5 separate regions of the Mus musculus genome follow, and regions 1, 2, 3 and 4 are each linked to region 5. The links are chromatin loops, found by intact Hi-C in ENCODE. Cell type or tissue: heart. All regions are shown on one strand. Links, peaks and the distances in the headings refer to the core of each region. The heading gives the core; the rest is flanking DNA.

Region 1 (6,427 bases), core at 1,000-5,999, 480 kb after region 5:
CTCACTACGTTGCCTGGAACTCATATTGTGGACCAAGGAGACCTTGACTTTGTGATCCTCCTGTTTCAGCCTCCCGAATAGCTGGGGTTACAAGTGTGGACCACTGCATCAAGCTCTGTGTCATCATCTCATTAACTCAGCTTCCCTCTGCTTTATTCCTGCTGTGCTTCCAGCTGTTGTTTACCTGATGCGGCTTGTCACTTGGGGCATGAAACCAAGTAGGCGGCTTAGGGATACCGTAGCCATCTTGACCCAGTCTGCTTCACATTCGTGTCCTGATTGGTCTGTCCCCTTCCTACTGCCAGATGAATTTACCTCTTCAAAATTGGTCATTTCTCAGGTCATATCAGCTCATTTTACATTCATGCATTTGTATTCATCTATCCATCATCCATCTGTGCATCCATCCATCCATCCATCCACCCACCCACCCATCTATCTACCCATCCATCCATCCATCCACCCATCCATCCATCTACCCATCCATCCATCCATCCATCATTCATCCATCTAGCCATCCATCCATCCATCCATCCACCTACCCAGCCATCTGTCCAGCCAGCCAGCTATCCATCCATCTATCCATCCATCCATCCATCCATCCATCCATCCATCCATCCATCCAGTGGCTTCACCCAAGATTACTAGCTGTATCAGTCATCTGGCTTGGTTCATTCTTTGCACTCTCCTACACAGCTAGCTGCATACAGAAGACAGAAACCAGCAAGGACAAAGCCATTGTGGTCTGTCTTCATATCACTTCTTTTTTCTTTCCCCCCTTTCCTCTCCTATACCTCAAATCTGTGATAACCAAGAAAATCCCTAGAGGGAAGATCTGTGTTCTTATTTTTTCCTGCACATTGCTCTATAGTGCAGTAAGACTGCCATTTTAGTGACAATTAATATATTACCATTTAATAAACATTTGTCCCTAGCCAGTTGCTAATTGCTCAAGTGTATGAATACGTCTCTTATCCCCAGGACTTTAAGGTATAGTGGCATCTTATGGCCACACAGCTAATTTATAGCAAGAAACAGCATTACATTTTGGGCTTTATGGTCCTAAACTTCTTTTTGCCTGCATAGTTTTGTTTTGAGGCTTGGACTTCCTGTGTAAGCACGGGTGTGGAACTTACTCCGTAGCCCAGGCTGGCCTCTAATTTGCAGTTTACTGCCTCTGCCTCCTGACTACTGACATTACAGATATGCACCACCACATCAAACTTGGTTAGATTTTTTTTTCTTTTTTTAATTCTCAAGACCCAATTCTTGTCCTTCACAGTTCTGGTTCATTGTGCTGGGGGGTGTGGCCTGGGCTTTGGGATTTTTTAAAATTCCCAAGTGGGCCTAGCAGCCTCCAAGGTTAAGAGCCATCATACCACACACCTTTGTCTTCCTGTGTGTGTATGTACTGCAGCTGTCAGCGGTGATAGGACAGCAGCAGATAATGTGTGCATATCCACGTGACCAGACTGCAAGTTGTTTGTAGCCAAGGCTCTATGGCCTTCCTGCATCATCCCCACCCAGCATCTGCCACATTATGTTCATGCACTGCCAAGGGCTGTTGGCTGTTTAACCAGCTTCTTTGGTTTCTGTGTCTCATCCAGAGGATAGGCAGTTGGTGTTTGATCACATCCAGCTGTTTATCTGCAGCGTCTGTTGACATAACGGAAGCATCATATAAACATGCTAAGTACATTTGCTGGTCTCCAGAGTGTTGCTGGGTGACCTAGGTCCTTTCAGAGTGCAGTCTGGGTCAAACCTCCCACACTTCTGCTGCCCTGAAGGAAGGAGCTGTTCTGAAGTTCCTACGTAGGATGCTGTGTACTGCTGTGGCTTTGCTCAGGAGGAATTTGTGTTCAACTGGCTGATCTGAGTGTTAGGTCATAGATTTATTCTGTTCTATCAAGGTTCACAGAGCTCTCTTTTGATCCTCATTTTTATAGGTAAGGCCATGGAAGTTTAAGTAGGTCAAATAAACTTAGAAATACATGGATACAGAGCCCAGAATTTGGTTTCCCAGTATGAGGTGTGTGTGTGTGTGTGTGTGTGTGTGTGTAGAGCATTGCTCATATTGAAAAAAGTGCTCTATTGAATGATCTATTCTCCACCTCTTCTTTTGAGATTTATGTACATACACAAACTTAAGTATTGTGTGTTTGTGTGTGTGTGTATACATACACACATACATAACTAATTTATAAGCATGCCTGCCTTTTCACCTCAAGCTTTGGCTGAAGCCTCTCTGCCTGTCTTCCTTCCTTCTCCTTACCCCCCACCATGGGGATGCTGGGATGTTCTAGATGTTGTTGTCTTTGAAAAGACACTTGTGGTCAGGGTTCTTATTTCCTCCTGGGCTATAGCCTAGAGATTTGATGCTCTTGCCCTCCTTGGTCTCTTCCTGGACCCACTAATCTCAAAGATCCTTCTGAAGTCTTTCTGGTCACCTCATCTAGCATTCAGTCAGGTGTCATTGCTGGAGCAGTAATTTTGTACCAGGCTTTGTTCCAGGTATTTGGAACACTAAGATAAAAGACCTATTCTGCATTTTTATAAGTTAGAGTTGAATGCAGGCTATACTTAAGTAAAATAACATTTCATAATATATGGCTTCCAGACCCGCTGTATTGGAAATGTGGAGGCTGCTTATTAAAATGGAGATTTGTGGGTGGTCTACCTTAGAACCCCTGGTTGTAATCTGAAGGAATAGACACCCAGAAACTAGTTTTTGTGTGCCTCTTAAGTGAATCTTAGGTGTTCTGTGGGTATGGCAACTCAAAGAATTGAGTTCAGTGGTAGCAGTGTGGGGTCTTGTACGATGGAAACACCAGGCAGATGACAGATGGCTGAGTGCTGATTTCAAGGAGGGACATTGACAGGCCTCAGATCAGCTGTGGCATAGTATGAGGAACCCTAGGATAAAACTATAGATGAGTTGAGGAGAATCACTGTTTTATCAGCTCCGTTCAAAATTACTGAAGTTTGCTCCATGCTGAAGATGCCTGGGTCATTTGTATCTATTAAGAATCTGCTTGGACTGTTTGTCTCTACGAAGGGAGACCCTTTTAGATCCCAAGAGAAACGGTTTCATCAGTGCACACTGCAGTCTTGTTTTCAGATGGAACCCCTCTTCGGGTAATTGATTTGAGTTTGTAAAGTTTGCCCTCTAGTGGTCAGCCACTTGGTCCCAGATGAGCTTGGTTTTGTTTTTGTTTTGGGGGGGTGGTGGTGTTGGTTTGTTTTAATTTCAAAAAAGAATTCGGGTTATTAGAAGTTTAAAGGGGTAAGGAAGAAGAAAGATGAAATAGTCAATAAAATAAGGCAGGAAAATGGTTGGTGTTTCAGGCAGGCACCACTCAGCATCTGCTCAGAATCCTCTTGCTTTACAGATGATGGGGCCCAAGGCTCAGAAAGGTGCTAAAGAAATGAAATTCAAGTGGTACTATCATACCTAGCCTCCAGCCAGAGACTGACGTTCTGAATTCTTGGCCAGTGCTCTTTTCTATTTCATGCCACTGGAGTGAAGCCTTTTTTCGATGTACTCGGAGAGCTTATTGTTTAATGGGAGTTGGTACTTGGAGAGCTTATTGTTTAATGGGAGTCGGAATGAAAGCCTTTAGCAGTCACTGCATTTAGTAAAGCAAAGGGTGGGATTTCAAACATACGTTTACATATTTTTCTCAGTGTTTGGAGGAACTGGACTTTATAGTTCTGAAATCCCAGGTTTTGTTCTGAAACCAAGAAGAGACCATGTCTATTTAAACACCTCGATATGCTCACAGGACTCCCCTGTGATTCTTGGAAGTGTGGTCCCAGGCAGGCAACATCAGCACCACCTGGGAGCTTGTTAGACATGCAGCTGCTGCAGCCAGAGCTGGCAGAAGCAGATGCTCTGAGACTGCTGTCCAGCCGGCTAGCTGAGGCAACCCATCAAGCGATTCTGGTTCACAGAAATGTTAGCGAGCCATTGCCTGCTGATCTGGGAGATTAGCCCCTGTGGCTTGTGGAAATAAGGCACTCAGTATTTTCAGTGCTAGCTACGTGAGGCGGCACTGAGGAGTCAGGAGCAGCAGGGCTCATGTCACAAACCTCAGGTAGGATGGATGAGATCATTTAAAAGGGTTGGTTTTTCAATTGGCAACAAGGAAAGACCATGTGTGTAACAACACCACTGTGCTGTTGGACTGTGGGAGCCCACACTGAGTGTGGCTCAACATGTCATCAGAAAGCAATCTTTTCATGTCTCTGCCAGCGAGACGGAGCTCCTGAAACTCACTTCTCGGTGTATGTAAGCCAGAAGCCTGTGGTCACCCATCCGTTTAAAATGAAGCAATCAATATTCTATTCTCCACCTTCCCCATAGCGGTTGAGTCTTTTTTTTTTTTTTTGAGTTATTAACTGTAAACAAACACAATTTTCCAATAGATTTGAAGCTCCAGGATTTTCTGGTGGACAATGAAACATTCTCTGGATTCCTGCAGCACAATTTGTCCCTTCCAAGATCTACTGTGGACAGCCTGCTGCAGGCGAATGTTGGTCTCCAGAAGGTAAGCTACTACCTTCAGCTAAATCAGTGGGGCCTCACTATTACCCTGTTGGGGGCCCTGGAAAGAAAGAAAGAAAAACCCTGGCCTTTGAAAAAGCTGTGAAGGAAATGGTCAGGCTTCAGAAGTTTAGTTTCATCTCATTTGACTCGTGACTCTGGTTGTCACAGACGAACCCTACAGTGAGTGGGGTGTGTCACCCAGCATCAGGGCCAGTATGCTGAAAGGAAGTTGATTTCTGTGTCTGTCCTTTGGCATTGTAATGACTCCCCCCTAAAGGGGTTATATTTTCTGTTAAGGTGAATTAAGAAGCTTTTTTTTTTTTTAAATGTTGTTCTGAAATAAGAGCCAGAGACGTAGATTCTTAAACTGGAATCTATCACAAAAGATTAAATGAAGCACTTACTGCTTTTTAAAGACAGGGAAGCTGCATAAAGAGACTTCTGATCAACTTTTAAGTGTATGTAATATTAGTGTTTACATAGGCTTTGCATCTTAGGGTCCTAGAGAACTTCTTCGCCATCATTTATTTTTGTACCACTCCTGGGCAGAGTGCATGGCTATATGTTGTTCCCCCGAAAGCTTTTTCTTCACTTTATTCTCTGGCAGAAAGGAGAATTGACCCCATGTACAGCCTTTCGGCTCTATACTGGCTTGACTTTACAGTAAGCAGAAGTCATGGGCGGGGCTGATGATTGAAGAGGGCTTTGCTTCACATGGCTGAAAATTTTCCAAGTTAGAAAAAAGAAAATGTGCTTACTGCATGCTCTTATGAAACTGGGAAAATATGTCTTGTGTTTACCAATTGTGTGGCTGGGAGGTGGGCCAGAGGCAGCAGACTTTCGAAATCATTTCATTTAGCATAATTTCCATTGCCCCCTGCCAATTTCATATCTGTTGCATGCCATCAGTTTAAACTAAGAGGCATCCAGGGAAGGTCTTTGCATGGTAATTTGAGTTTCAGTGTCTTAGGGGTTCTTCACCACAGCATGGTGACAAGGACTTATGGCAGGAGCAAGCTTGGAGTGTACTTGAGTATCTGGCAGTCAGTGACAGGCGAGTGGACGACATGGTGGCGCAGATTCCCTTCACTGTTTGCGAAACTGCATGGGAGTTGAGAGGCTTTGGTTTCGCCCCTTGCGATGCTCTACAGGTTTCTGTGACCAGAATGGACTGCGTTCAGTTAAGCTGATAGAGGGGTTGGTAATATTGTAATAAGCCATCCATTCAACAAATACTGTTCTAGGGTTATAGACACAGGTACGAGCCTTGTAAACCAAGGCAGCCCCATATTATTGCAGAGGTCTCTCTCTGCTGGACAGTGAGACTCAGGTATGAAAAAGCACTACTTATTTAAACCTAGGAAGGGTAGCTAGGTAGGAGCGTATGGCCAAAGAGAGTTTCCTGGGGTTTGCTATGAAGAACAGGTGAGGATGACGTAGAAGTACTTTACAGTTGAGTTGATAGAGGCCCACTTTTCCGTATTCTTCTTGGGGGCAAGTAAAACAAAACACTCACAATTGTGATGTTCCTTAAACATAGCTTTATGCATTTGTCAAGTATCTAAACCTACAGATTCACGGTATAATTGTTTCCATGAGGCAGCCTAATTTCAGCGTCCAATATCAATACATTTCTGGAAGAGTTAGCATAACCTTCCTCTCATAGTTCCAGGGGTTTAGACTCTGGGTTTCCATTAGCTGAGTCATGTGTTCCAGTCGCGTTGAGAAAAAGACTTGCCTTAAGGATTTCCCGGTGCTATTGGGACAAGAGAGTGGGATGCATTGAGTCAGCATGCAGTGTTGGAACATGGCTGACTGTGTCCGATTCATCCCAAGGTTCTTTCCTCCATGGGTGACTGCAGTAGTGCTTTGCTTCAGCTC
Region 2 (6,427 bases), core at 579-5,578, 48 kb after region 5:
TTCACAAAGCTTTGCTCATATTTGACCTACTACTACTTGAATGCATCTCCTGAAAACTCAGCTATCGTGTCTACAAATGAAGAGCCAAATTGGACAACTCCTATATGAGAATCGCTAACATCACACAATTACAAGTGAGCTACTGACATAGGATATGGTTATGTTTGAATCTGGAAGGTCCCACACTGGCTCATGTTTTGGAGGCTTGCCCCCTAGCTGGAGGTTCTGTTTTAGAGGCTGTGGAACCTTCAATAAGCAAGGCTGGAAAAAGTAGGTTGAGCCTCTGAAGGTCACTGCTCAGTCCCTGCTTCTGGCCCTGTGCTCTGCCTCCTGGCCTGCTGTGGTAAAAGCGTCCACCATGGACTCCTGCCATAAACTCTACCATGATGACCGAACCATGAGCCAAATTCCTCTTCTTAAGCTGTTTCTGTCAGGCATCTGTAGTACTTTATTTGAAATGACGTAACCATACTGAAGATGTTAGGTATGGTAGAAACACTGTTGATCTCACTTGTCATTGACTACTTGGCATGACGTGTAGGGTTCCCCCTCCTCTTCACTACAGCTACACGGCTTCAATGGAGTTGACTCTCACTTGGTTGGCCCTTTAGAACCTACATAATACTGGCATAACTAATAATTCAGTCTAAAGGCACCTGAAGACCACCTGTGCCTGTGAATCAGACACTCTGCTACCTTCTGAGAAGACAAAGCAAATAAGATTTCTGCCTTTAAGCTGTCAGTCTACAGCTTAAGATAAAGAAGTGACAGACAGTTTCAACTCCTTAATGTTCTTCCTGAGGCAAGCCCTGAAGCTCAGCAGAGGGCTGGGCCATTGCAAGAAGGGTTACCAAGGATGGGTTTCTGGCACAGGGCGGGGAACGGAGCCCAGAGATGCAATCTAAGCCTGACATCCTGAGGATGTGCTACTTACGCAAGGAGACCATTTAAGGACAATGACTTTTAGTCGGTCTATCAAATGTTCCCAGTTAAAATTTTAAAGAAACTTTCCGGTTGTTCTGGGTATTATTAATATTTCTAAATGAGCTTCCAAACACTTGTTCATTCACAGATAATAATATGACCTGTAAAAGCATGTTGAATATATTCTTATTAAATATAATGAAGCATTATATCCACTTGCTCATATTAGCCACAGAGCTCGCTCAATAAAGCAAATGCAGGCATGCCCGATACCAGTGACACAGAACATCCACCTTATGGATAATATACAGTGAAGGCGGAGCACAGGGCTATGGGTAAGTGGAGGGAAAGTCGATCACTTAGAGGTGAATGGTAAGAAAGTCAATTTCGCTTTGGCTTGTTGAATGAGGGCATCAATACATTAAAATTGATTGTTAGGGAATGAGAAAGTAAACAAAAACTAGATGACAAGAATGGCTGGCAAGATGCACAGGGACAAATACGGTAGCTATGCAGGACACACACAAACACATACACACACACATACACATACATAGACACACATGCACACACATACACACACACACACACTAAACAAGATGGTCAAGGGACAAACAAGCTAGTTATGGAGGACACATACACACATACACAACACATACACACACATACCACACACACTAAAAAAGATGCTCAGGGGCAAACATGCTAGCTATGGAGCGCACTCGCGCGCGCGCACACACACACACACACACACACACACACACACACACGCACGCACAACAAAAAAAGTAAATGAGGACAAGATAGCTCTACAGCCAAGTTCTGCTTGTTTAGATATAGAAACACAGAGGGAGGCCTAACCTGTGTCCCTAAGTGTCAACTCCTTCAGTCAGCCTTCAAAGTGCTGCTTCCTAGGGCTGGGACAACGGCTCAGTCGGTAAAGTGCTTGCCGTGCATGAGGACTGAGTCTTAAAGTCATGTAAAATCTGAGCACTGGGGCATGCACCTGTAATCCCAGAACTGAGGAGACAGGAGACTCCCCAAAGTGTGACGGCCAGCAAGGCTAACCACATCAGCAGGCTCCAGGTTCAGAGAGCCCCTGACTCAAAAAACAGGTGGTCAATGATAGAGGAAGGTATCAGACCTTGGGGCTCTGAACATGTGGATGCAAACAGAGATATGCACACATAGACCTCGGGGCTCCACACATGTGGATGCACACAGAGACATGCACACATAGACCTCAGGGCTCCACACATGTGGATGCACACAGAAACAGAAAAGAAACAACACTTCCTCTGATAATATTCCTCAGGCCAATATTGGAGAGATCTCACGGTTTGATTAAAACAAAACAACAAGAAACAAGCTATCTCTACCAAGAGCAGCAACTGTGCAGAAGAGTCAAGGTCTAAAAAGGACCCAGAGCAGATTTCCACTAAAATAAAGCTTTCAAACAGTACTTACATAATGCAAGAACAAAAAAAAGATGTGAATTAAGAAAAAAGGGACTTTTGAAGAAAGATGAACCCAATGATGTGTTTATCCATGTATCAAAACTGAGATTAACATAATAACGTCAGTGAGCAAATACACTAGTTTAAAAACAGGAACAAAATTTGAGTATACTCAGTCAAAAAACAATGTATAATGCCAGAAGAAAAACACAGATTTTTTTCAATTAAGTTCAATTAATTTATCTTGGAAGAAGGAATGGCACCTGTCTATTTGAAAGTGGGTCACTCGTAGTGTGTGTTACCTGGTTTAAGTAGCTCAGGCACTTTTCAAGACACCAAAGGCAGCAAATGCAGGATTTCAGCATGCATCGTGCACAAGCGTTTTCCTGAGAGAGGAAAAGGCAAAAATAATTAACAAACACAGAAGCAAAAATCTAATCATCATGAAAACAACTTCAAATTCGAGAAACATAAAAATTTTAAAATCACAATGTAAGTTAAGGCCTCCATACCTACGTCTTCCCCAATTATTTTCAAATCACTTCAAAGCAACATTTATATACTAACGACTACATATATGATAGAGGAAGACACAGGACCAGCAAGACAAAATAAATGTCAAACACCCAAAGGTTGGAGTCAGAGTATGGTTGGTGACACCGTGTTGTGAGGGTGGGGAACAGGAAGAGAACATTCTTGGACCAGGTTCCAGGGAAAGGTAGATTGTGAGCACAGCCATGCTGAAAATCACAAATTATTTCCAAAGTCAGTAGGGGATTCATATATGTTAGACAGCAACCCTTTATGAGAGATACGGGTTAGGTGGATTTCTTGACTCTTCAGGCTCATTTTTGTTGCCTGTTCTTTCTGTTTAACAAAGAAAAAATCCTTTCCCAGATCAATGTCAAAGGCCACTTCCCCTGCTTCTGCTCAGAGGTTAGAGACTTACTGTTAGACTCACTGCCCTCTGCTGTCTCCTACTGGGGACACTTGGCTAACAGAGCTGACCTGGATATGAGGGTATGAATATTCTTAGCACAGAGATATGATAAGTGCTGTGAAGCTAGGAGGCTTGGTTATTCCACACTTATGCATGTATCAGAACATGCCACACCCACATCATATATAGTTATTATGGGTTCTTAAGAAAAAGGGTAGAGAAGTGCTTCTGTTTCAATAAACTTGGTGACTCGTGGTTAGACAGATGATTGTTCAGGGCATGTGGAATGTGTACATGGGAGACATGGAGGAAGAACTGGATCCCACTTTGTTCAGACTCTGAAGAAAACATCTAGAAGTTTATCCTACTATGTGCAGAATTGAGGTCTGGTGTATGCGCCCCAAGAGAGCCTGGCTAAACACACTGCTCTCACCTTCCCTTTGAGCTGACTGTGGATATACATGAGGACCATCCTGGGGATTTTGACGAGGGTGATAATGAAGGATCCTTTTGCCACAGTACCGAGGTGGTAACGAATAAGGCGATTCACTGATGCCAGAATAGGTGTGAAAGGCAAATTCCGTTTATCCCTGTTTTAAAAATGATCAAGAAGATAATTAAAACAAAATCTAGAACAGGAAGGAAATACAGATATATATGGTCTGAAATCTACTGTAGTGTAAAAAAAAATCACAGCAATATTATCTAGCTTTAGGACAAACTGACAAAGTAACCAAAACTGTGGTAAAAATGTTACAAAATCAGCTTCACTTCTCTACAACACCAACAGAGCAGTTCTTATGCTCTGTGACTTTAGATCAAACTGGTTTTGAAAGTTCTTATTAGTGACTATTTAAGGAATAAACTGTATCATCAGAAAATGGAATTTTAAGAAACAGTCTATAGCTGGCCAGGTGCGATGGTAGCTCAGACAGAGGCAAGCGAGCCTCTGTGAGTTTGAGGCTAGCCTAGTGTAGGACAGCCAGCTGTCTCCAAAACAAAACCAACAAAATCTCTACAGCCAGCAGCTCAGAACAGACTACTGAATAGATTATTCCTTTAGGTCTCAGTCCTGAAGGTAGCAAAAGGGGTCTCACGACAGTTCTTCTGAGAGAAACAAATGAAGCTTGCCTTTTAATGGTCTCTTAACCTGATACTCAACCAAGTTTACTTCTTTATAGGTCCTTAGGTCCCACCATGGTCTGCTAAGCTGGTTTGGAGGCAATTACAGCCAAGTGTGAGAGGAGGAATATCCACTCCACAAAGTTACCAACCATACATTTGTCACATCCTTTCCAACTCCCTTTTTTAAAAAACAAAACAAAACAGAAAAGAGACGGTTGTTGCCTTAGCCCCACTATCTTTGCCTGTAGCCATGGCTAACTCAATGAACTAGGGTTTTCTTGTAGGTAAAAAGTCTCACCTAGTAAAGTAGTATGTTACCACAGCTCCTGCCACAGTCATCTGCTGACAGGCGAGAATGAACTCACTGATCCAAATCAGGCCAACCACGTGGTACCACCACATGTACTGCAAAGGCCCGGAGATTTTGTACTCCACGAAGCCTTGCTCATTCTGAACAGCACTGCCTGGGAAGATGTCAAGGAAGCAAAGAAGCATCACACATCACATATAGCAGAAACTAAGACCCGTGGCTACGGACTGTGAACAAGCAGTAGGGTTTCCTGCGACACACAACACTCAATATGCTGGCTCTTAGTGCGGTTTCACTATGGGACGCAATTGTTATAACTTTAAACAGTTGCAAAACTAAACATCACACAATTACACATTTGGTTTCTTCTAAGGCATCGTCAAAGGTGTTTAAACTAATCTATTTAGATATAGTTCTAATTCCATTATCAGTTATTTGGGCCTGAATGTTGTTTGTTTCTCCCTCCTTCCTTCACCCCTCTCCTCCCCTCCCCTTCCTTCCTTCCTTCCTTCCTTCCCAGGGTTTTATTTACCCAGTAATTATAGATGTAAACTATTCTCTAAGCATAGAAATAACTGTCCTATTCCTTTACTGAGTATGAGCTGACTGGACAGAGATGCTTCACACAAGGTCACCGTCATTACCCTCACCTCTCACAGTTAACACCCATATCTTAATATTTGGTCCTGTGCTCCACTATCAGGAACTCAATAGTAGTCCAGGATGACTCTGGACTGTGAAGCAAGGCACAATGGCTATGAATTTATTAATTCATTTCAAAATGGATCCAAATATCCGAGTAAATAGAGAATCCACTTCAAATCCATGACCCTCTCAAAATTAAGATGTTTTAGGGCTTAGCTGGTCTAGATCCAAATTGCTAAGATCTGCTAAAAGTCATGAAGTGAGCATGAGTTATTGATGCCCCCTCTTGTTAAGATTTGATGGCTACTAGATCTCTGTCAACAAATTTATGAAGAATTCTATCTCTCTGGGGGGGGGGTGTATTGTACTAGGGACCAACAGGCTCTCACCCATGGATGCAAGCATTCTATACTGAGCTACACCCCTAACCTCTTTGATGACTTAAAATGTACGGGTACAAATTAGATTCATGAACGGGGGAAGAAACTGCATTTCTTACCAGTAGTGCCAAGGAAGAGAAGTGTCATTATCCAGTATGCCCAAAATAAGACGAGAGCAAAAAACGTCCAGAAGGGCTGGAAGACTAACAGAGGCAAGTGTATGAAGACCTTGCCAGCCACGTGGAACAAGGCGATGGTGAGAGCCACACGCTTGCGCATAACCAGCATGATCAGGAAGAGAATGACCTGAGGAGGGGAAGAGAGGAGAGCATCGAGTCTGTAAGTGGTGAAAACCCAAACCGCACAATGGTGCACAACTCTAATGGAACTTCCTCAGTCTATGAAGACCTTCCCTCTGCCCACTAATTACCAGTCAAACTGTCAGTCAGGACAAGACTCTTTCAATTGCACAGCATGCCTATCAGTCTGAGCAATGTTGGGAGAGCTATATGCTACCACCTCAAAGCAAGGGAAGTGCTCCTTTGTATTTCATCTCCTTTGTTGACTGAAGCTCCTAAGGTCGGACCTGTGGCAGAATAACCATTGGCTACTCACAATCTCCACCCCGTTCCTCTAGAAGCTAGCA
Region 3 (6,427 bases), core at 554-5,553, 560 kb after region 5:
GTCTATCAAATAGTCATGGCCAGTGATAATCAAAGTCAAAGGCACACACATCCTCGTCCATTAAGCCATTAAGCCATGCTGAACCACAAAACAGGTTTCCCGGTGACACATCCATTGCTGGCAATGAGTGTGCCAGAGTTACTAGTGCCAAGTTGCTCAGAAAGTCTGAAGCACTGAGTGTGTCACAAACACTTTTGTGAAAACCGCCCTACTGTCGGTTGACATCATTAAATATCAGGTGACAAAAACGGTGCCACATGTGACTAAATCCCCATTTTCCTTCTCTCTTTGATGAGCTGCTGTTGTGGCTGTCTTGTACAAAATGTGCATCTCTCTAACCCAGGTACTTGGTTCTCTTGTTCAGTGTTGCCCATGCCCCTGTCATGGCTTGCCATAGCATCTTTCTGAGACTTTTTCAAATACATTAGATCCTCCTAAGCAGCAAAGATTAGCAGCCAAACTGCTGGGGCTGCAAGCGGCTCAGTTCAGGGTGTGGCATGAAAGATCCAGTGCATTTACACGTGGCAGGTCTGGGTTGGTTTGTGCTGACTGTCTCCTAACACAAGATGGGTACACTACACCTTGAGATCCTTCATTATTTAACAGAAATCTAGTTCTTTCTAACTGTTTGAATTAACCTAGAAAATGAAAGGGTGGCATTTCATTTTGACAAAAATGTTTGCATTGTTAGTATTATTTGGAATTTTAAGTTTTATCAATGCTTCTGGAAGCTTAGAACTGTACACGTGTGATGTCAGTCACATAGAGGAATGTGCCCGGACTGCCTCATGCCTTTATTTTCCTTGGTAAATTTGAAGATAGAATGTCTGACTAGCGCAGTGACCAGAAAACAATGTGGTAGTCAACATCTCAGGCCATATTTTAAGATCCTGTAGAGCACTATTCATTTCAGGTTGCAGATGGAGTATTTTTGAAACATCATTACTATGTAGATGCTTGGATAGGAGTGAGGGGGAGCTAGCAGATTTCCTGTGCCATTTATTCAGCTGATTGATGTACAGATGTAGGTTTATTTTGTAAAATCCACTGAAAGAATATGGCCACACCCTTGCCTACTTGATAGCATCAATACAGAAGCCAAGAAGGACCACTAAGTAACCCCCTCTTCCCAGGGAGAGCAGCTAGCTTGAAATCTCTCGGATACAATCGATGCGTCTGACCTTTGGGATCCTCACCATATGGGCAAACAATGGGCTTTGCAGGATGAGAGACACCCACTTAAACCTCTGACGATCTCGAATGGTTCATCTCTTCCGTCATTAACCAGTCATGGAAAACAATCAACAAACTCTGCCACGTGAAATATTTTTTCAGACTTTTCTAACCCAAGCTTAATTTGTTTTCATCTGCAAGCAACGTGGAAAAAAATAGTTATTTCACCAGTGCTCAATGTCATCCGTCTTCATACAAAACAAAAATATGAGTAAGTTCCTGTATTGGGCAAAGTTCAAGTGAGCTTTTGCTATCCTTATTTAACTTCTTCTAAAAATTTGGAAGAATAAGATTTCAGATCTATTTCAAATTATGTTTATATAATGTTATGTAATTCATTGCTTGAAAGGAAAAATGACAAGTTTGATACTAATGTCAACATAGGTTTCTAAAATGATAAGGAAAGTGTGTTTCCAGTAGTTATTGGCATACCATTCATTTTAGATATCAAAGATACCGAAATCAAAGAAGCATGTCTTTATTTTTCAAAAACAAACTTCCGTTGGCTTTCTCAGTCCATTATCACCATGTACAGCCCTTAGAAAAATCCTTGTTTTAATTACTCAGATTTTTGAGGCCACAAAACAACAACAAAAGTAAGGCACCATTTTTGAAAACAAAATCAATTGAGTGTAGATTTAAAATCTTTTCTGAAGCTAGAGACAATCTGTAGCTATTATGTTACCTTTTACACTATCTGAAGAGCAATCTTCAACTTTCCTGTTTAAACGTAATTATTTTAGAAAGTTAAAAATCAATCCTATCTTCAAATAAGAATTTCTTAGATTCCCTATGGAGATGTGCATTGTGAGTTGAGAAATTCTCAAGTGCAAACACTTCTGGTTTACTTTAAAAAAAAATAGTGGAAAACTTACTAACTGTGAATATGAGAAAGACAAAAGAAAGTGAGTCCTCTCGCTAGATATACCTAGCATAATTCATTATGAAACAAACAAACCTCAAACTACTGTATTTTGGTGTCTGTACCGCAAGCATATGCCTCATGACTATAAATGTTACATACATCATTTGCTCTCTGTATAGTAGGCATTGACTTAAAGGGATTGTTTGTTGTCTTCTCATGGTTGTATATATCAGGTAAAATTGTTCCAAAGAGCCATGTGTTATGTAATGGGGAACCACTTTGATACTGAATTACTAATTTGTACTTTCATTACTATTTGCTGGTAATAGTGTAACGCCACAGTAATACTGTTCTGATTCAAAACTGTTGCATCCCTTTTTGTAGAACATTTATATTTCCATAAGGATTCGGTATGTTCTTTTCCCTCCTGCCCTAGGATGAAGCTGGTTTTGTGCTTTTTCTTTATCATTGGCCCTCATTCCAAGCACTTTATGCTGTCTGTAATGGATCTATTTTTGCACTGGAATATCTGAGATTTGCAAAACTAGACAAAAGTTTCAGAGCAGATTTCTAAGTTAAATCGTTTTCATTAAAAGAAAAAAAAACTGAAAAAAATTGTATTGTGAATAACTTTATATGACGTGTTTTTTTAAAAGCTTGTTTCTATGTTATGAGTCACAAAATAAAGCTGTGACAGTCCTGCTGGTCTACACAAAGTTCCTTTTGTGCATCCGTAGCACCACCTGCTGTTTAAGTGTTATAAGGCCAGAGAGGAAGCTGCTCTCATCGCTGGTGCAAGTGTCAGGGAAAGTTCAAATGTTCTGAAGAATGGACTCGGGGTGCTACTTCAAAATGAAAGAAGCTTGTGTCCTTTCTGATGCCTTTGACATTTATAGTGACTGAGTAGCCACTATAAATGAGGGGTCAGAAGCTTTATAGATGGAGTACTGGTTGCTAATCACTAAGCTGAAGAGGAGGCAGTATAAGTAGGCTTCCGTAATGAGGACAGAGCTAGCTTTGTGGAAGCTACAGAAAGGTAACTTTGGGTGCTTAGTCAACCAAAGCTACAAGGACACAGCATCATATGCATCGCTGGGGGCGAGGGCAATGGTCACCAGGCCCAAGGAGTAGACATTTGGGAAAAAGATATGATGGGGGAGGCACTGGGGTTCGTTTCCACCTTTCTCTGCTTCCAGAATTCAGTGCTAGGCTAAGTAGTGTACACACAAGCAGGGCTCTGTTGAGACAGTGAAGATGTGTATGGCTTATCAGCCTCAGAGAAAAAAATACATACTGAACCTTGTAACTCAAAAAGCCCCAGTTGGTCCTGGGTCTATAGTGACTGCTTCAGAATGGCTGGGACAATGTGCAGTAAGTGGTCCTTATCCAGGGCACAGGTCAGAACTTTGTATGCAGGTTCTTGGCTTTTGAGTAGGCCTAGAAGCCTATCTGCTACACAACTGTATCTTCTAGAGTTCTATAAGACTTTAATGAAATAATGCAACCATGCCTGTGAAAATTCATAATTGAGAGTAAAAAAAAAAAGTATCATAAAAGGTTAGTTAACCCAGATGAAAATACAAGTTACCCACAAATCTTGACCAAAATATTGATTAAAGCCCTCTCTAACGCTCCAGATTAGAAACCCACTCTGGGCCATATGGATAGTGCTATAGCATGTATTAAGTTTCAAAAAACAGGGGAGAAAATTAGCAACTATTTTCAACTTGCCAGATACTGGTAACCTACCCTATGCAGGGGGAGTCAAGACATTTTACACGTTGAATAAATGATACCTCAGAGAAATTTGCCTCAAGATACAAAGCTAATTAAACAACAAATGGTGCTTCCTTTGAAGTTAGGTGTCAGTTAAACTTGTCCTTGGTAAATGCACTAAGCATTGTTATGTATTAATTTGGCAAATATTTACTGAGCTTTGAATGCCGGCCATCCATCCTGATTCAGGGGATGTTATATCGAATGAAATCAAATTTATCTTTAATGATGCATTGGTGAAGGGCAAATGACAGTGGACAAGCTTTGAAGAACAGAAAACACTGTGGGTGATGAGTTAACAGTGGGGAGGAGTCAGAAACAGCCTGTCTGAGGAGAGACACTTAAGCTCAGTTCTGAACAAAATGAGCAGGGGCGGCAGTGGATGGTGGGCTTCGAGAACACACCTTAAACATGGAGTATAAAAAACACAATTGGGAAAATGCTTGGCTGCCAAGGAAGAAGAATCCAATCTCTCTTGGTCAGGGAGTGGGGGATGGAATCAGGATCTTGCTGCCTCGTTGAGTTGTCTTTCATTGTTAGGATAGTGAAGAACCTGGAGGTTTTCCACAGAGTAACGGGCATGGCGAGCATGGTGGGCGTGGCCTGATCTAATCCCTGTTTCAGAGAATGTGGTCTTTGATGGGAAGAAAGGGCAGTAGAAGAGGGTGAGGGGACAGTGAAGAGGTCAGGGAGGAAGGATGTCAGTCAGAATCTAATTCAGAGCCAGTAGCATTTGCTCACAGGCCATAGGTAGGGGTCCAGGAAAAGAAAAATAAAAAATGGCTTCTAGTTTGTGAACTAGACAGAGATGCCTATGTTGAAGCATGTGGCAGTTGGTATTCAGTCGAGAGCTCAGGGGCAATGATGGAAAGTAAAAATGGTCACGTTAACAGCACAACACACACACACTACACACACACACACACACCCCAACACAGTTGTTTTGATTTTTTAAGTCATGGGACTGGATGAGCTTACTTACCTGAAGAGAATGAACGTTTTAGCCTGAGATTTAGAAGTTACCAAAGGAAACTGGGAGGGAATGGGCAGTAGGAAGGAGAAGAGGCACAAACGTGTCAAACACTAGAATGTGCTCCTGGGAGACAGAATGCTACTTAGGTCTGAAAACTGCCAAGTGAGCAAGGTCACTGTGTGAATGACCATTGGACTTCATAAGACGGTGGTTCCTGGAGAGGCTCTTACAGTCAGTGGACTGACAGGACAAATGAGAGGTAAGGAGGAGGAATAGTGAATGTCATTGACTCTCCAGGCCACTGTGCTCTGAAGGCAACAGACAGAGCTAGATTGCTTGCTTGTAGATACCAGTTGGGATTCTCCTTTTCCTTTCTGGCTGTTTTTAATCCTTTAGCCATGTATACTGCCAGGAGCCTTTTTTTCCACCAGACTCCCTTACCACACTTGGTCTCACTTCTTCCCTTACCTCAGGGTCTTGGGCCAATTAGTTGAAACTAAAGAAATCAAACCCCATATTCCTGGAACAACTTGCTTCTTTTTACGAAGATGAGTTGAGAGAGACCTTTCCAAGTAACAGAGTTTATGAAGAAAGTCTCTCTAATGAGTCTTTGGCTTCTTTGAACACGTTACAGGTTCATACTCCTTTAATGACTGAAAGTACTACAACTTCAGTTTCCACAGTAGTTAAGTGTCCAGGCTTTACTCAGTAGATTAGCAATTGATGCTGGGAATAAAGTCCAGCCTGTGAGTCTGCAAACACCAATTTTCTTATCTTTTGGAAGTTATTTAGTGGAGGACAGATTAGACTCAATAGGTCGTATATCTGTTTCTCTTCCTAGAAATACAATTGCTGTGTTTTTATAGTCTAGAAAGTCATCTCAGAGCCAATAGGCAAAGGTTGTTCTTGATCACACTCAAGGTGAGAATGTTTCCTTTGTCCTTCACTGTGTCTCTCATAGATCCTTTGCAAAGAGGTGACAAGGAACCTTCAATAATTCATTGATAATAGAGGACAAGATGAAGTATGAAGCAATGATGTGCTATTTTTAATGCGAAAATGATTGTATTCATCTATATTCTGTTGTCAAAATAGGGTGGAAAGAGAAGGGAAGAGAGGGAGAGGGAGAGAGATTAATTTAGCTCACAACTTTTCAACTTTGGAGGTTGAAAATTGAAGAACAGGTGGTGTTCATGGAAGATGGCATCATGGTGCTAGCATGTGCAAGATGGAGAGGTCACACAGCAACATAGAGAAATACAAAGAGATCCAGGAGTTATAAACAATTTGAATGTAGTGAACTGTTCCCCACATACATGTTTGAATACATGGTCCCTAGCTGATGGTACTGTTTGGGGTAACATTAAAACTTTGAGGACCATAGCAAGGATCCACTTTCTGTCCAGGTCTTGTTTCATAATCTACCCAGATATGAGGAACTCTAGCTGTATATTCCCACCTCCATGAATTGTTATGCCTCCCCTACCATGAGGGACTGTACAACTTAAAACCATGAACTAAAATAAACCCTTCCTTCCTTGTGTCTGTCAGGTGTCTGGACATAGCGATGAACAAAGTAA
Region 4 (6,427 bases), core at 446-5,445, 210 kb after region 5:
AGGAGTCTCTTTTCTTTGGAAGTAAACAAACATTCAACACAACAGTCCTACGTCCAAAACTCTTAGTGACAGGGAGAAATGAGCACACACAGCAAGGCATATGAGTGACAGGAAAAGGAACAGGGACCACCAGGGAAGATCGCTGATTGGAGACCAGCACCTTCCACTGCCCAGTTTATTTTTCACCCAGGCTTGCTGGGAGCTCAGAAGTATTGTACAGAAACCAGCTCTCTGTTAGCTCTAGGGCCCATGACTGAAGCCTGGAAGCCTGGAAGCTTGGAGAAGGTCCTGGTGAAGAGAAAGCTTGTTTCAGTTTCCATAGAAAATTATCTTCAATACCCCCCCAGTCCCCCCGTCCCCCCCCCTGCCGCGGTGAGCATAGACCCACATGTACCCCACACAAGGCTTAAAGGTTTCTGTGAGCCAGGCAAGCTCAACCGCGTCTTTACAGCCTTGTCTTTCATCTTTACAACTCTGCCTTCCGTCTTTACAGCCCTGCCTTCTGACTTCATAGGCCCAGCACCTCAGAGACTAGCAGGGCCTGAAGAGCTATATTTTGGGGGAATTATTGAGATTATGTTTATTGATCCAGTTTCATGCTGGACCAGGACAACATATGTTCACTTGACAGTTTTTTAATATTCATTCAGAAGTCAAGCAGGAGGGACCAGGCACTTTTGAATGTCCTCCTCATGACAACCTTGTGAGGTAGACCCCAATATTACCTATCACATGACAGAGACTAAGAAACAGGAAATAGTTTGTCTGATTGTAGAATTGGAATTTGAGTCAAACTTACAATTTATAAATGGCTTCCTTTCTTCCTTCCTTCCTTCCTTCCTTCCTTCCTTCCTTCCTTCCTTCCTTCCTTCCTTCCTTCTTCCCTCCCTCCCTCCCTCCCTCCCTCCTTCCCTCGCTCCCTTCCTTTGTTCTTCTTCTCTCTGTCTATGTCTCTCTCTCTGCTGTGCTGGAGATCAGCTCAGGGCTTAGTTTGCTCTATACCAGAGTTCATTGAACAACCCCCTGACCCTTCTTTTATTGAGACAAAACCTCACTGTGTATCCTACAGGATAGGTGTCAGGCTGGAAACCCCAGAGTGTTGGTATGACATGGAGTTCAAAGCTGAAGGTCGACTGCTGGCTTTAAAAGACGAGGGTTTGTTTCCCTTGACCTTCACATTATGGAGGGCAATCTGTTTTACTCAAAGTTCACTGATTTCATTGTTCATCTCACCCAAAAACACCCTCACAGGAACAGCCAGAATATCATTTGCTCAAATGTTTTGGGTCCAGCAAGCTGATACATTAAAAATTAACATTTAATTAAAATTAAAAAATCACAGATGATAAAATTGACTCTGAGTCCTTAAATAATGAGATATCTGGGGCTGGAAAGATGACTCAACATTTATGAGCACTGGCTGCTCTTCTAGAGATTCTGAGTTCAGTTCCCAGTAATCGCACGATGGCTCACGTAATTCTCCGTAACTCCAGTCCCAGGGGATCTGACACCTGCTTTGCTGGGTACCCGACATGCACACGGTGCACAGACAAACATGTAGGCAACACACACATTCACCTAAAAGAACATGAAAAAAAAAAAAAGACTGGGATGCTTCTAGATATTTAAAGAAAGGAAAATTGGCCATTTGTGATGGTGCGTGTCTTTAATCCCAGCACCCAAGGCAGAGGCAGGCAGATCTCTGTGAGTTAGAGGTCAACCTGGTCTACAAAGTGAGTTCAGGACAGCCAGGGCTAGTTACGCTGAGAAACCCTGAAGACACAGGGGAGGGAGGAACTTCAGTGAGTAGACAATTACTGGGTTACATATACAGCTTGGTTAAATACACAACATAGTCCTGCAGGGTAGCCTTTGGGATTGTCTTGTCAGAAATCATTTACTTCACTACTATAAGGAACATCAAGATAACAAGTGATGACATTGGTTCTGTGCTTGAAGCTCGTAGAAGGTACCTACCTCTCCATTGAGAATTAAATAACTCTCAGGCCTTGTGAGTCTCCTAGTTTAGTTGTTCTGCATAGTTTCTCTTACCACCTTGCACCCAGCGCCTCTCCTATGTAATTACAAGAAAGCATTTTGCCATGCTGGACTGGCCTGGGGACATTCTCCACACTCCACTCTGCTCCATCCTTCCTGGGAGGCAAATGACCCAGGCCTCTTTACCCAAGTAGCCAGGGAAAAAAAGGAAGCTCATGCAGGGACATCAGAATAGATGTAGCTGAAAGCATTCTGAAACCTCAGCCCGCCCCGCCCCCACCTTTCATACTCAAAGCATCACTTTGCCTTACAGCGATCTATGTGATATTAAAGCTGACCTGCTCACAGTAGCACCACTTTCTTTGATGGTGGAATAGAATGAGGCATGGTAAAGTACACAGAGAGAGAGCAAAATAGCCTATCTGCCACCCACAGTTCAGCCTCATATAAGAGTGCTCATTTATCTGAGTACCAAGGACCAGTCTGTCCCTTGCAAAACTTTGCGTTCTCCACCACATCTGGCACCAGGCCTGGTGTATCTGGAGCCGAAGAAACTGCAGCTGCATGATTGGCAGGGGTCATTATGGGCTGGAGATTTTGTTAGAAATGGGAGCATACAGTAGAAAACAGTTTGAGACGGCTATTCCAATGTCTTGCTATTTCCCAGGCCATTCTTTGAAACAGCGTCTCCAGGACATGGTACCCTGGAAGAAGCAGCTCTCAAAAGCACACAAAAACCCCTTTATTTAAAAAAAAAAAGTGACCCAGATGGCAGTACCAAATAATAACAATTATGGTGATACATATTTATCACGTATTCTGAGGCCAGACAATGTCTGGGTTTAGATTATAAATTGGCTCATTATCAGGAAAAAGATATTTATTGAAACACAGCAATGATCAATGGGCTCATTACCCTCTTATGGCGGCCAAGAAGTCCTGAGACACAGCCTGTCGCAAAAACGAGGCAGTTATTTGTGCCGGCGCTATCTGGTGCCCAGTTTTTTCCCACAGGGTTGATTTGTTCTGAGAAGAGGAACAGGGACAAGAATCGGACTTCAGGGTCTTGATCTGATCATCTGGAAAATAGAGCTAATTGAGGTGTTCCCCTGGGGGGCTAGCTTTATCAATGTCTCAGCGAGGCAATGGCCTGTTATTTAAATATGAGCCCACATGCCCCTTTCCCTTCTTTTAGCGAATGTTTAGTATACGTGGCAGTGTTTTCATTACAGTGTTCCACGCAGGTGCATGATGGATTTTGGTCGTCTCAACCCCATTACCCACTCTAGCTTTCTCTTGTTCCCATCTATTTTCATTGACTGTTGAGTGTGTGAACCAAAGAATGTTACATCTTAGGGTTACTTACAGGAATGCTTTCCAGTAGTTACAGCACTGAAGAAAACATTTTTTTCTTCCTCAGAGTGCTGTAATTTTCTTTTTTAAATTCTAGCTGTTTTTTTTTTTGTTTTGTTTTGTTTTGGTTTTTGTTACATTACGGCTTTTTAAAGGAAGCGCTTGCCTAGATTCAGCTCACTGCTTCTCTGATTCCTTATTCAGAAATCTTTTTTTAAAAAACTTGTCTGTGACTCTTGAGACATTTTAAATAGTATTTAGCATAGAATACGCAGGAAGACCCAAATACCTGCCAGGCCGCAACTAGCCAAAGAGGAGACCACTATGAACAATGGTTTACACAATAAGCCGCCACTGAAGGGGCTCCAGGAGCACACGTGTAGGGAGGCCTTAGGAGGAACATAGCAGGTGCTTTGGGAGTGACACAAATCTAGGGCTGGAGAGTTACCCCAGCAGTTAAGAGTGTTGGTATTCTTGCAGAGGGTCCAGACCCAGCTCCTAACCCACACTGGGGAGTCTATCCCATAATCAACCACCAAACACAGACACTATTGCATATGCCAGCAAGATTTTGCTGAAGGGACCCTGATATAGCTGTCTCCTGTGAGGCTTTGCCAGTGCCTGGCAAATACAGAAGTGGATGCTCACAGTCATCTAGAGGATGGAACACAGGGCCCCCAATATAGGAGCTAGAGAAAGTACCCAAGAGCTGAAGGGGTTTGCAACCATATAGGAGGAACAACAATACGAACTAATCAGTACCCCCGGAGCTCGTGTCTCTAGCTGCATATGTATCAGAAGATGGCCTAGTCTGCCATCACTGGGAAGAGAGGCCCCTTGGTATTGTAAACTTTATATGCCCCAGTACAGGGGAATGCCAAGGGCCAAGAAGTGGGAGTGGGTGGGTAGGGGAGCAGGGAGGGGGGAGGGTATAGGGGACTTTTGGGATAGCATTTGAAATGTAAATGAAGAAAATATCTAATAAAAATATATTAAAAAAATCAACCTTCCAAAATTCCAATTCCAGGTGATACAACACCATCTTGTAAACTTAACACCATTAGACATGCATGTGACATATTCATAAAATAACTAAATAAATCTTTTAAAAAAAGTATACACGTATAGGAAGTTGAGTAGGGAGCTGTGGACATTTAGGGACCCTTTCCTTCAGAATACCCTGAATGGAGAGCATGAGGGGGTGGGGGTCCTCTGATCATAGATATAATGAGAACATTCATAGTCAACTGGGCACTCCCTGTATCCCTTTAGTATAACCAGCAGTAAACTCTACATGCCCGACATGTTTGAGGCTGGAAAGAAACCAGACAATGATGGCTGAGGACAGATGGACAGGACTGACAGACATACAGTATTCACCATCTTCAACCACAGTACAGATGGTCTCAGCTCACAGATTAGGGCTTGGCACTCACAGACATAACACACAGATGTGGTTAGGAGCCCAAACACACTAAATGGGCTTCAGGGTTTTCTTTTTTATTAATCCTGAAAATGGGAACTTATCACTCAGGATATTACCGCTCATGCTGTAATAATGAATGATTAAAAAACCTTCAATGATAACACGACAAATGCCCTTCACAAGTCTATGGTCCTACTTCATGGTTTCTTTATGCAGCTAACCAGCTACTCGGGGTAGCCCACTGTTGGGGACACTGCCAGTCATCATGGCACAGAGGAAAGGGAGCATGGCTGTATTAGTCATTTTTTTTTCTGTCACAGAATCAGCTTAAATAAGAAAAGGGGTTACTTAAGCCATGTTTTCATAGGTGTTGGTCTAGAGTCATTTGGTACCATTGTTAGGAACCTTAGGACCAGGCATTATGTCAGGGAACATGTGGTTTGGTGTGGTGGTTGGAAAACAAGAGTGCATGCGTGTGGGGAGTGGGGGAGAAGGAGTGGACTGTGAGAGGTAGGCTGGTCCTCATTGAGCTAAAGGCTTTGAAGCCCCAGAGACCCTGAAGAGACAGTAGGAGCTTCACCTGCTCTCTGGCACCAGGCCCCTGTCGTGTAGCCCCCACCCCCGTGGATTTGTGGCCATCAGTCACTAAGGGAATTGACCCCAAGCCCTTCCACGTGTAGATGAGGCATCCCTATCATCTCAGATAAAGACAATAGGAAAAGAGACGTGACCTGTGGTCAGGTAGACTCAAGACAGAGATCTCTATGCTAATGAGGTACCTAGAAGCCCAGAGGGTGTAGCCAATAAGCATTCCTTCCCAGCCATTCCTCTCTGCAAAAGGTATTTAATCCCAGGCCCACCCTGAGAAGTAGGGTGGGTTTATGCATCCACTTTCCATCATGCCAATAAAAGGTTTGGAACCACGGACTATCTCTTTTTATTGAGATTCGCAGTGGGGAGCCATGGAGAAGGCCTTCGCCTATAGAACCAACCATCTAGTCTCCCATAGAAGGCCTCTCTGCACTCCCAGCCATGATCACCACCAGGTCTGCTGCCCTGCTGGGTTGCTGCAGGCCCAGGAACCCCCAAACCAGCTCTGGCTTCCCACTCTCAGACTGTGCTTCCCCCACCTCTTGAGCAGTGTCCTGGTGTTTCTCTACTGCTCACACTTGCCACACTGGAGGTAAGAGCAGTCAAACTCCCCTCATCCCGCCTCCCTAAGTGGCTGGGCCCTGTGGCAAAGGAACCCACAACCCTACGTGTGTGTGTGTGTGTGTGTGTGTGTGTGTGTGTGTGTGTGTGTCTCAATAGATTCTACCAGCTATCAGTGACATCAGCTGGGGACAGAACCTTTAACACCTTTGGGAGTCCCTTAAGATCCAAACCATAATAGCAAGAAAGCATACAAGAGTTTTAGAGAACCACATTTCGGAATTGTCTCATGACACTTTCTGAACTTTATTGGTTAAGGAAAGCTAGATGGTTGCTCCTTAGTTCCATAGGGCACAGGAGGGATATGTAAACACCCACAGGCACAATCACTAAAGAAAGGAACCCAAATATTTGGCAAGTGGGGAAAGAGTTGATCACAGGTGTGGATAGAGGTCCCTCATGGGTTGCCCTGACAACGAAACAAATTACTTTTATACA
Region 5 (6,427 bases), core at 902-5,901:
GGCCATACTTTGCTCAGAAACAAATCCATGCCGTTGTCTAGACTACCCTAGTGATAAGCACCCGCCGACTCAAGACACCCAGCCCCCTGGCACTTTGCAGACATCCTTCTTGGAAATAAGAGAAATCGATGTGGAAGAAAGAGATGTGGGAGTCCCAGTGAAAGGAGTGTGTCTTCTTAACTGCCTCATACTCTGCCACCCTATGTCTCTGGGACAAAGGAAACGCTGTGGTTTTGTATTTCATGCCCAGTCGGAGGCCAGTCTTTTGCAAATAACACAAGTTACGAATGTTCTTGACTTGTATTCAATCAACGGTTTCAACTTCCTTTCTCTTCCCGGAGTCTAATATAAAGTAAAGTAGGCCATTTGATCCCTTTCCTCTCTTACACAACCCTGGCTTCCTGCAGAACACCCTGACTCTGGGGCTATGGATGGGGAGCGCTCTACAGACCATGTATTTGTTCTAAATGATGGTAGGCAAAAGAGCCCTCCGGTCAGTGTCTGAATGGCTGAAGGAGGGACCCCTAGGCAGCTACTGCTAGGGGACAGCAATAAGTACAGGGGTAAGGGTCCAGGCAGTGGGCCCAGGTCTCCAGCAACATACTGCCATCCAAGAGGACTTCCAAGAAGGCAGGAATTACTAAACTAATTGTTATTAATAATTAACTCATCTCTGCGTGTAGTACACTTAGACTTCCAAGCAAACAAGAAGCCTTCTGGAACATACAGGGTGTTCAAATGTTCTAAATAGCAGCTTGGGACAGTGGACTTATCCGAAGGCTCTCTTTCCTGATGCCTGTATTTCCTGAGGAAGGTATAATCCTCCTTCTGACCCCATAAAGCTTATTAAACTTTGAACATACCTTAAAATCCTTCAAGGACAGATAAATTGGGGCTTTCTTTATTCCAGGCCTGTTGTTAGCCACACCGCTCTCTGTCTAGCCGCTCCCTCGGACAGGAGTTTCTATTATTATTGTTGTTCAGAATCGGCACTCTCTCCAGGCCGGCATGCTTCCCGCCTCGCGCCTTTATACTAACACTGGAGTTCCGTGCCTGCCTTTTCTTTTGTGTCTTGTAGTCTTTTGTTTCCTGGCTCTATTTTCATCGCCAGGTTCACTGCCAAAATGCGTTCAGTCACACTCTGCCAATATGTTGGCATTTGCAAGAAATTTGGGGGTCGATAACTTGAACAGAAGAGGTGCTATGATGGGGTGTTACTCAAAATGTGATCTCTTTAAGTCAAAGATTAACTTTGAACTAGCTCTGTCACTAATGTAGTGTAGTCTGTACATTAGCTCATGTAGGCTTAGCTAATGAGCAGGAAGCCACCCTGTTAGGCAATATCTGCCAATAAAAAGGTCACGCTTGGGAAGGAGAAGCAGAGAGACCCTCTCCCGATTTGGGGCTGGGCCAGTCAGACATAAGCTGCTTATCTGTGTAGACGGAACAGCCTGGCCCATAGGGCAGGAAACCCTAGCTTTGGGGAATTACACTAGAGCCATGGCCCAGGTTGGGTAAATACTGACAGTCTGGAGTCCTCTTGGGTGTGTAGTGGGGCTGGTTAATGACTGTCAGACTCCATTCCAGAAAGACCTTCAAACGTTTACAGAGAGACTGGGACAGAGCATCTGCCCTAGAGGAGCGTTATTACTTAATCCATCTGTTCTAAAAGTACGCCTATCAGGACAGCGGTGGGGGGGGGGCAGGGGGAGCAGCATGAACTATGTGATAGTAACACTGTTGCAGGCCCCAGTGTGCGCTGACTGGCCTTCTGAAGACTCATTGTATCAAGGGAGGGGAGAAGAAGGGAGACCTGATAGCCAAGCTCAGCTAGCTTCTCACACTTGGCATTTCATCACCCTTCCGCACTGAATCCTCAGAGCATCACTGGATCCCTGGTGCCCGATAAAGAGGGGAGTGACTTGCCCAAGTGACAGGGTTGGCCGGATCCAAGTTCAAGTTTGTTAGATTCCTATGATGCTGCTGCCCAGCCATGACAAGGGAAAGATACATAAGATATTGCTGAAGACCATGCAGGATGGGAAGGAGGAGAGAAAATGGAACAGCTTGTTCATCCTCCTGAAAGGAGGTCTTGATTGTATACATGGAGCAAGTCACCCTGTTGTGCAAACATGCCTCTCACCAATTAGTATTTAAACATACAAACAACAAACAATACATCTAATTACCCCAAAGCAAGAGACTTGCTAAATGGACTGGTAATTTTCATGTTGAATCTATGTGAAATTCTCAACAACCAAGTATCAAATACAATCTTACCCAGTTCAGCTGGATTCAGCTGCTGTCATGAAGGATGACCTGTTGCCACCACCACACACATTTCCACCCCTAAAAATTCAAAGGACTCCTTTTTGTTTTTCCTTATCTCATTTGGAATCTTTAATAAGAAATAAAGATTGACTTGATATTTCCCTAAAACAAAGTCTGGGAATGAATCCTTTGGTTAAAAAGTTGAGTGCATTTTTTTTAGTGGAAAACCAAAGGTTGGTAATATTCCCAAGGAGCACAGAAAGAATAGGAATAGCTAATGTAAAAAACAAAACAACAAACAAACAAACAACAACAACCCCCACCCCCTACAAAACCAGGGAAGGTAATTGAATGAACTAGCCGAGCCTAAGGCAATAGAAGGATACCACCCAAGTATGAACGAATTGAGGCCATTCCCAAGCTAGTAAATAGTGAAAGCAGATCTGAATTCTAGCTTTCTCAGATACACGGGGACAGTTGAGTTGCAATTTGGTTGGCTGAATTTGTCCATTTATCCCTCTCTACCAGCAGGTGTCACCAGACAAAAGCACATTTGCAAAAGGATGGCCTGAAAACCCAGCTCTGGCTGCAATTCCAGCCTCATTCTAAGGTCACATTGAGTGTGGAGGCTTCAGCTGAACAGCCAGCATGGATGCCCAGAGTTCTCAAAGTTTACTGTGCGTGCACACCTCTGGTGTGCCTGCAGCAGAGGCCGTTAAAATGTAGATTCTTGTGCCTCTAGTTGCAGAGGTTCTGACTCAGCAGGTCTAGAGGGGGCCTCAGCAATTTCCATTATATGCATCACCTTTATGCTCCCTGCATTCCCTGTTATGGTGTGGGCTTATAAGTACTGATTTGCTCCTTGTATATACTGAACATTGTTGTCTTGTAGTCTCAACTCATGAGTCAGTTGGGCTACCAGGGGACTTGTTTGTTCTTTTATCCATTCACCAAGCATCTGTTGAGCCCTTACCAGTTGCCAGTTCCTATGGGGCACTTCTACAAAGTCATGAAGCTCATCCTGTGAATTTAGACTTCATCAAGGGATCATTCATTAGATCCAATAAAGACTCAGCTTTTCTCAAATCTACCCATCAAAGAGCCTGGTCTCCACCAAGGAAAGAAAAAGACCCCTTTTCCACAAAGAATATTCATGTATTTACAGAAATTGCTGCCAAAAATGGTCTTAATGGCTAGTTTACTGGACATAAAAGTAACAGTGTAGTTGGGAATGGATCTTATTACTATGGCTTTAAACACAGATTAAAAGAAATATACCCATTAGTATCTGAAAATCAAAATGTTGCTGTGTTTTACTGCCACATTAACATGATAAATCCAAGTTAAATAACAACTCTGATAGTCTAAAATGAGCTGGGGTGAGCTGGGGAGATGCTTGTTGCATAAGTATGGGGTTCTGAGTTGAACCCCCAGAACCACAGGGGGCGATGGCTTAGACTATGGAGGTGGGAACATAACCAAATTATCCCTTTTGTCCTCAACTCGCTTTTGGTCATGGTGTTTCATCATAGCAATGGTAAACCTAAATAAGACACAACCGGAAGTGGGAGAGACCGAGTCAGAGAGAAGGGTGTGGTTGTCGGTGCACTGGGAGGCAGATCTGCCTATGATCACTAGGAATCTCTGGCCTGTCTGATCCTAGGTTCAGTTGATCAGTTCCAGGCCAGTGAGAGTCTGTCTCAAAACACAGATGGAAAGCATTCTGAGGTATCACATCTGAAGTTGACTTCTGGCACATCCACATCCACAGACTGGGGGGAGGGGGGAGGGAGAGGGGAAGGGAGAGGGAGAGGGAGAGGGAGAGGGAGGTAAGTTACATTGCTACAAATGAAATACAAACAAAAATTCCATGGGAAATTTAAAGTTTCCATTCTGTGGCTATCCAGGGAGGATGACAGAGAGCACAGAGTAAGAGACTTTAATGAAAGGCATGCATCTGAATGCCACCCATGGGCAGAAACCACTGCTCAGTGAACGAACTCAGCATGCCCTGAGTCCACCTTCATTTTTTTCTTCTTCTTATTATTTTATTTCTTTATAATCCAGCCATTGTCCCCTTCTGGTCTCCCCTCCCACAGTTCCTCTTCCTATTCTTCCTACCCCCTGTCTCCAAGAAGGTGCTCTCTACATTTTAACATTTTCCTGACCATTAGAAAATGTCTTACACTAGAATGGAGTTTGTGGTCCCTGAAGCGACCTTACACTATGCGTTCAATACTGTAATGTCCCAGCTGCAGCCAGTGTCACCAGCTTCTGCAGCTCTCTCCAGAGCCTGGGCCTTCACTTCCTCCCCAGAATTAAGTCAGTCTCGGGCCTGCTTCAGTTCTGAGTTTTCCTCACATCCTGTTTGATAAATGGGAAATGCCTGAGTATCCGACAGGAAAGCCTTCTGCCCCTCGAGACCGAGCACAGCGCCTAAGTTAGGACATGGTGTCAACTGTGCAAAACAAAACAAAAGAGAAAAGGGATCAGTTCTCCTGGAGCCAGCCCAAAGTCAGCAAGGCCAGATCTGGGGAACTCTTCGAAGATGCTCCATCTTCCAGTACTGTCGTTGTCAGTGTCTGGGTGTCACGTAGGCTTGGGAGATTACAGCCATTACAGTTGTCCCTCTGGTAGCCAAAAACCAAAAAACAACAACAACTGCAACAAAACAAAACAAAAACAAACAAACAAAAAACCAGGAAATCAAGACAGGAAGCAGCTATGTCAGGTGGGCAGAACTGGGAATATCGTAATACCGCAGCTTGCATCTCACTAGTCAGAGGGCCACTGCAAGCCTCTGGGAACTATGATAAGGTGTTGCACTTGGCCCATCGACGTGGCATCTGGGTTCTATCCATGAGGAAGGCCGGTATCATCCACACTGGGTAAGACAATTAGCAGTCACTACAGCAGCCGGATAGAAACGCATGACTAACATGTTAATTGGCAGATGGAACAGAAATATGTCTTTGTAATCACTAGGCTCTTTCAGGGGTCTGGGATGAGATTATAGAAACGGCTTATTTTCCTACATCATCCCATGAGATATGAATAACTAGCCTGTCTCTTTTTCAAGCAGATATCTTTTCCAGGCGTTCTCTGAAAGTGTTCCATTTGTTTATGTTCAGGTACAGGCTGACCTACAAAAAGTAATGCAGACTCATCTCCCTCCTCCTGCTGTCTGCCGTGCTGATAATAGAGCCGAAGAATCGCCCAAGCTCGAACACCCACCATCAGCTCACACAGAGTGCGCCTTGAATTCAGATGCGTAATGGGAAGGCATAGGGAGTGCTGGGGACGCACAACCGAGAGTCCCTACTCTGTGATAGGAACTCCGCCATTTTCTTAATAAGACTGATGCCATTCAGAAGGTCCCCAGGGCACACCCGCCTCATTTGTCCATTGTGACCTGGCTTTATGGGCCCATGGAAGCAAATGCATTATCACCATTAAACTCCAGGCTTGTCAGATTTAGTCCACTGCACCTGTGCTCTGTTATTGAATGAACTATATAATCAGCATTCATACTGCTAAGTCACCTTAATATTAAGTTATATTTGGGAGATGGGTGAGCGCTGGGTTCATCCACAATGGAAACTCCCCAAATAATAGTTGGTTTCCATAGACAGAGGTCAGCAGACCGCAGTTGACATTGTAAGCCAGCACCCAGGTGCCTCACTTTCACACTGCTTCATCTTGTATGCAGTCTAGTTTCAAGGTTATGTCACTACCCAGGAAGGCTGTAGGCCTTCTAGCCACCATATTTGAATCCCAACCGTCTGGAAAGCAGAAGTCAATGGCTCTTGAAAGGCATTTCCTAGCAGTCACTTGTCACTGATACAGTTCCACTAGAACTGAGTCACAGGGTCACAATTTACGTACAGATCAGGCTTGTATGGGGTGACTGTAGTGGTTTTTGTTTTGTTTTGTTTAAGAAGTCAGGTGATCATTACCCTCAAAGACTGAGGAAAAGGATACTGGGAGCAAGGTCATCTTGGCAACTCCAATTCCTTATCCACATTAGTAGAATAAATATTTAACTCTTCAAGGCCAAGGCCAAGAGTTCATGCTTCTTGTGCATGCCTATTGCTCATACGGACTGTGCATGATCTTAGGTAATTTACGAGCAATATTGTAGTTAATACTCACAAGG

What was found. Hi-C counts contacts between places; a loop is a spot of excess contacts. Peaks named below come from ENCODE experiments on the same cell type or tissue, not always from the same donor. Only the 100,000 strongest peaks of a DNase experiment are listed, where the experiment ranks them.
Region 1: it touches region 5 in a loop (12-fold over the local background); 28 of 42 quality-filtered maps call a loop at or near these places.
Region 2: it touches region 5 in a loop (5-fold over the local background); 7 of 42 quality-filtered maps call a loop at or near these places.
Region 3: it touches region 5 in a loop (3-fold over the local background); 9 of 42 quality-filtered maps call a loop at or near these places.
Region 4: it touches region 5 in a loop (18-fold over the local background); 30 of 42 quality-filtered maps call a loop at or near these places.

Annotation. Positions count from the first base shown.
Region 1 is chr4:53,107,284-53,113,710 of GRCm38, reverse strand. Abca1 (ATP-binding cassette, sub-family A (ABC1), member 1) reads left to right here. Exons shown (of 50, transcript NM_013454.3): 6 at 4,426-4,547. Among named protein-coding and RNA genes, the nearest start is that of Abca1, 49 kb to the left of the region's middle. In heart, for the core only: a CTCF peak has its summit at 3,170 (motif pointing left); DNase peaks (open chromatin) are centred at 1,620 and 5,330.
Region 2 is chr4:53,542,025-53,548,451 of GRCm38, reverse strand. It overlaps Slc44a1 (solute carrier family 44, member 1), which reads right to left. Exons shown (of 16, transcript NM_001374697.1): 9 at 5,901-6,087; 10 at 4,745-4,910; 11 at 3,755-3,911; 12 at 2,684-2,767. Among named protein-coding and RNA genes, the nearest start is that of Fsd1l, 86 kb to the left of the region's middle. In heart, for the core only: a CTCF peak has its summit at 3,364 (motif pointing left); a DNase peak (open chromatin) is centred at 3,371.
Region 3 is chr4:53,027,168-53,033,594 of GRCm38, reverse strand. It overlaps Abca1 (ATP-binding cassette, sub-family A (ABC1), member 1), which reads left to right. Exons shown (of 50, transcript NM_013454.3): 50 at 1-2,806. Among named protein-coding and RNA genes, the nearest start is that of Nipsnap3b, 19 kb to the right of the region's middle. In heart, for the core only: a CTCF peak has its summit at 2,840 (motif pointing left); no DNase peak of the experiment used is centred there.
Region 4 is chr4:53,378,317-53,384,743 of GRCm38, reverse strand. All of the region lies in intron 2 of Gm12496 (a long non-coding RNA gene), which reads left to right. Among named protein-coding and RNA genes, the nearest start is that of Gm12496, 22 kb to the left of the region's middle. In heart, for the core only: no CTCF peak of the experiment used is centred there; no DNase peak of the experiment used is centred there.
Region 5 is chr4:53,590,810-53,597,236 of GRCm38, reverse strand. It overlaps a transcript of Slc44a1 not described here. Among named protein-coding and RNA genes, the nearest start is that of Fsd1l, 37 kb to the left of the region's middle. In heart, for the core only: a CTCF peak has its summit at 2,803 (motif pointing right); DNase peaks (open chromatin) are centred at 1,476, 2,896, 4,686 and 5,066; H3K27ac peaks cover 519 bases.